Regions from separate parts of the Homo sapiens genome. Here region 1 is linked to region 2. A link is an interaction called in ENCODE POLR2A ChIA-PET data of the cell type or tissue named here. Cell type or tissue: A673. All regions are shown on one strand.

What was found. Peaks named below come from ENCODE experiments on the same cell type or tissue, not always from the same donor. Only the 100,000 strongest peaks of a DNase experiment are listed, where the experiment ranks them.
Region 1: POLR2A ChIA-PET joins it to region 2 with 7 read pairs; 2 of 35 experiments call an interaction of 5 or more read pairs at or near these places.

Annotation. Positions count from the first base shown.
Region 1 is chr2:131,041,597-131,044,096 of GRCh38, forward strand. It overlaps ARHGEF4 (Rho guanine nucleotide exchange factor 4), which reads left to right. Exons shown (of 14, transcript NM_001367493.1): 10 at 219-348; 11 at 1,856-1,987. Among named protein-coding and RNA genes, the nearest start is that of SMIM39, 7.8 kb to the left of the region's middle. RefSeq lists an enhancer at 159-1,031. In A673, no CTCF peak of the experiment used is centred here; no DNase peak of the experiment used is centred here.
Region 2 is chr2:130,823,323-130,825,822 of GRCh38, forward strand. No RefSeq gene overlaps it. Among named protein-coding and RNA genes, the nearest start is that of ARHGEF4, 12 kb to the right of the region's middle. RefSeq lists enhancers at 60-635, 636-1,213, 976-1,025, 1,186-1,345, 2,368-2,500. In A673, no CTCF peak of the experiment used is centred here; a DNase peak (open chromatin) is centred at 1,309.

The DNA.
Region 1 (2,500 bases), 220 kb after region 2:
GCTCCTTGCAATGGGGGAAGAGGATGCCAACAGGATATTAAGCTCTGCTCTGTGCTTGCCATTTATGGAGAAGAGAGGGGCTGTGCATCTGATAGTGAGGATGTGGTCAAAGGGCACAGCCCCAGAGGAAAGCAGCTCCACACGTGGGGGCTGCAGGGGATCCTCACCCTTTCTCTGTCTCCAGCCTGCAGCAGCCTTCCATCTCTGTTCTGCCCCAGGGACTTCAAGGATGTTGAAGCCGCCTTGCATGCCATGAAGAACGTGGCCCAGCTCATCAACGAGCGGAAGCGGAGACTTGAGAACATCGACAAGATTGCTCAGTGGCAGAGCTCCATAGAGGACTGGGAGGTGAGGGCCTGGGGGCACAGAAAATTCCAGGAGGTCTTGGCCCCTCGCTTTAAAATCATGCTTGCCCCTGAAAAATCTAGAAGGGAGCTGAAGCAGGGAGCTGCGCTCCTGGGAGCTAGCAACAGATGCTCATGGTGTGAAAGCCTGTCCCCAGCGTGGGCTCTGGACCTTTGCTGCTGCCTACCGTAGCAGGCTTTGGCACCTGGTGGCCTCTTTTCTATGTGAAACTCCTCCCATGAGCAGCCAGCCAGCCCAGGAGAAGCCCTCAACAGAGGAAGTGTGTTCCTCAGCTGTGTTCTGTTCCTCTGCCTTCAGGGGACAGGCCAGATCCCTGTTTTAGTTCACTTCTGGGACTCCTAACAGAAGGCTGCAGGCCCAACACAGCATGACCAAAAATGCATCGCCACCCATCAGAGCCTCCTGGTTCTGTTTGTCTGACTTGCACATTTCCCTTTGCATCTGCCAATCTTGCCTTAGAACTAATGACGATGTTCCTGTCCCCCTCCACCCACCCCCACTTGCATCTGCCAATCTGCCACCTCCTGATCTGTTCCCGAAGGCTCCCTACCCACATGGGTGCTGCCACCACCATGCACCAGCTGTCAGCGAGAGAAATGGCCTGGAAATCAATCAGTATCAGCCACAGAACATTATGAAAATACAGATTCCAGGGCCCCACCCTAGACACAGTGAATCAGAAGCCCTGGGGCGGGGCTGAGGAATAGGGGCAGTCAGCTGTGAGGCGGGGCTGAGCAATAGGGGCAGTTGTGAGGCCCAGCCCTGGCTCAGGGCCCTCCAGAGTCACTCATCCCAAACAGGCCACCGCCAACCACTCCCAGCTGGGGTTTGCATTTTCAAGGTAGAATGAGACCAGGGCAGGGCTTAGTCTAAAAGTATGAAGCCCAAGGGTGGATGATGGACCTTCAGGTACTCAGTGCACTTAGCTGGGAAGAGGGCCTCCTTAGAGATCTCAAAGGTTGGCCTCAGAGGTGAATCCCAGACAGGCCTAATTCTTCTCTAGGGCAGCACTGTCCAATCAAACTAGTATGTGAGCCACATATGGAATCGTATGCTATGCAGTAGCCATCTTTAAAAAGGGAAAAAAACAAGTGAATTTAATTTTAATAATGTTTCATTTAACTCCAAAATAGCATTTCAACTTGTGATCAACTATCATTAATGAAATATTTTACATTATTTCATATGAAGTCTTCAAAATCAATATGTATCTTACACTGACATCACATCTAATTAATATGGATTAGCCACACTTCCAGTGCCCAACAGCCACCAGAGGCCACTGGTGACAGGGGGCTCCTATTTTGCAAGGACAGCCAACTCACAGGCCAGACGTGCCACCTCTTCCTCCCCCTCCCACCATGGCCTGGCCAGGTGGGCGCTGCAGGCAAGGCCAGGGGGAGGTGCGCCACCCACCCATGATGGGGGCAGGAAGTGGAGCCCACGGTTGGGTATGCGAGGCTCATGGTTCTCCTTGGGATCTTCCCAGGGAGAAGATCTCTTGGTCAGGAGCTCAGAACTCATCTACTCGGGGGAGCTGACTCGAGTTACACAGCCTCAAGCCAAAAGCCAGCAGCGAATGTTCTTTCTCTTTGACCACCAGCTCATCTACTGTAAGAAGGTACCAGAGCTGCTCTGCCCTGCTGCCCCAAGTTGAGCAAGTGGAGGGAGGGGAGCTGAGGGCTGGGAGCAGCTGCCCAGAAGACAGGTGCCAGCCAGACCATACCCGGGGAGCCTGGCCAGACCCTTGGGGCTGGGATGGGGTGGCTCTCTGCAGGTGAGCCTGGTGGCCCAGGAGCAGCAGGCGGCTTTCACAGTCTGACCAGGCCGGGTGCTGTTGAGAGCATGATCTTTCCTGACCTGGCCGCTGCTTGCTCCTCAAGCTACCTCTTCTCTCCCTGCAAACCTCCACATCCCCTCTCTCCAACCCCGGAGTCCCCTGCTCTAGCCACCTCCCAGCTTCCTCTACGCTGCCGGCTTCTGCTCCTCTTTCAAAACATGGCCCAGTGGCCTCATGTCCATGAAGCCCTCCTTGTCCACGGGTGATCTTTCCTACGTGTGGTGTGAGCCACTGTCTTAGTCTCCCCACCTCAAAGACAGGGCCAACCCCGGGCTAGTCAGTACCTGCAAAATA
Region 2 (2,500 bases):
TGAGAGTAGCAGGTGGCTGTGGGGCAGCCCTGAAAGCCACCAGCCAACACTTGGGCAGGATTTGCTGACAGACAGCCTGGGGCAGGCTTTGGGTGGACAGACCACTAGGGCTGCCCTCCCCTGGAAGACACTGGGGTCTGGCTGCGAGGGAGCAGAGAAAACCCCCTTGGTGGCCCCTCTGGCTCTGAGCTTCCTGTGCAGGGGCCAGAATTCCTCCTGCTGGGTCATGGAGTTGTCACCACATTTCCAGGTGACATCTGTGTGGGGAGCTAGGCCGGCCTCTCCTTAGCTCTGTCTTCCTTTGCCAGGTCTGTGCCGCCTGCCTCTCACTGTGATGCTCCCAGTGCCTGAGCTGGTGTCACTCCCCTTGGTCTCTAGCACCACATTATGAGCCTTTGGGGTCACCCTGGGCCCGGGGAAGTCCTGGCTCTGCCATTTCCTGGATTTGCGGACTTAATACACCTGGGACGGTACATCTGGGGAGGATGGCCAAGAGAGCAGCCAGCGCTGTCAGGCCCGGAGTCCCTGCTTCACGTTTGCTCACTCACAACGCCCATTCAATCCCCCCGTTCCCCAAGGGACCTTCTGAGACCATGTGGGAGGCCTGTGGTCCCAGATCCCAGGTGAGGGGGACTTACAGTCACAACCACAGGCTGGCCCTGGCCCTGCAGTCCCCGCCTGCCCAGCATGTTCCTGTAGTCGGGCGGGGACATGCCCTGGGCCTTTCCTCCAACCACTCAGTCCCAGCTGCACTCCCCCATGGCCACACACAGCCACACTGGGCCTCAGTGACCTGGCTGACCCCCAAGAGATCCCCATGACTGCCCCCTCTTGGATTCAGCAAACACCTCTCTTCATGCAGTTTGAATCCTGACACTTTGGAGGGGGTAATTTCTGAGCCTCTGTGGCCTCATCTGTGAAATGGGCCACTGAAGCAGGTGAAGTGCTACTCCGTCCCTGGCCTACAGTGGGAACCCACGCATCTGGGCCCCTGGAGAGCAGCCGTCACAGGGTCAGCCAGCGCCTAGCTGTCCCAGCTCAGTGCACTCTGCGGCCAGCACCCCACGCTGCCCAAAGGGCCTGCACACACACATAGAACAGGACATCCCAGGCAGCTACAGCCCATCCACCAGGACTGTTTCTTCAGTGAAAACCAAAGGTTCTTGTGAACTCACACACATCTGCTAAACTGCTTCCTATTTTGAAAATTGTGATGTTTCATGTGGAAGATAATTGATTCACAATGACGTAAACACACACTGTGGGGAAACCCCTGAATCTCTTTTGTTTCCTGCTGCCTGTGGGAGATGAGTCACCAAGAGGCAAAGGCTCTCAAGTGCCCCTCGTGGGATGGGTCTCATTCAGTCTTTTTGTTTTGCTTGAGCTCTGAGGTTTTGTATGTAAGCAGGAGTGATTCACACACACACACACACACACACACACACACACATGCATGCATGCACTGTGCCCTCTGTAAAGGCGTCTCACACAGGCACACAATCGCAGTGGCCAGGAGCCAGGCACCGCGGGTCTGCGAACTGATTTCTCCCTGCATATCCCATTGTTCAGAGCTTCCTTGGCCTGGGTCCCAAGCACAGGGACCCAGTGTCCATCCCACAGGCTGGCATAGGTCACAGGATGAAGCTTCTCCGGGTGCAATGTTCAGGGGTCACCTTGTGGTGGGTGGGCCATGCTGCAGGGCTGCCTGCCCATCCCCTGCCCAGGTTTTGCACCAAAGCACTGAGCTCTGGCTCAGCCTGCAGCCTATCCTACAAGGGAGATGGGGCTGGGACCCCCATCCCACAAAGGCTGGCCCAGCACAAGCCTTTCGCTGGGGTCTGAGAGAAATCCTGGAGGTTTCTGAGGGGTCCTCACCTCCTCCCCACAGGCAGGCTCCTCAGCCCCTTTTTCAGAAAGCGGGTATGTGTGGGCACCAGGCCTAGCATGCAGGACACTGCCCCGCTGCAGTGTCCCCCTCAAAAGACGCCCTCCCTCATGCTGTCTGCCCATCAAAGGAGCCCTCGCCCACCCCGAGTGGCCTCACCTTGAAACACAGACAGGTGGGGCCAGGGTCAGGCAGGGCCACCCCCCGAGAACCAATGCTCCCCTTCAGAGCCAGGCCTGCCCCTGAGATGGGACACAGAATTCACAGAATCCACAGCCTGGGCAGGCCCACAGTGCAGGGTGAGTCTGCAGCTCAGAGAACTGGGCTTCTGGCTCTGAATCACTCTTCCTTCGACTACACCTGGCCGTCTCCTGCCTCTCACCCAGGAGGGAGAAGGTCCTGCCGTGGGAACAAGGCTGCAGGCCTGCAAACCTGTTCCACCCCAATGGGGTGCTTCTCTCAGGCCCCAGAGCCCCCAGTCAGTCCCCTATTCAGAGCGTGCAGCCCCTGGCCTAGGCCTGGGGTAAAAGCCATTTGTTGCCTAGTGAGGGTGCAAGGCGGGCATCCCTGCCATGTTTTATGGTCCTTTCTTTCCTGCTGCCCGCTCCTGCCTCC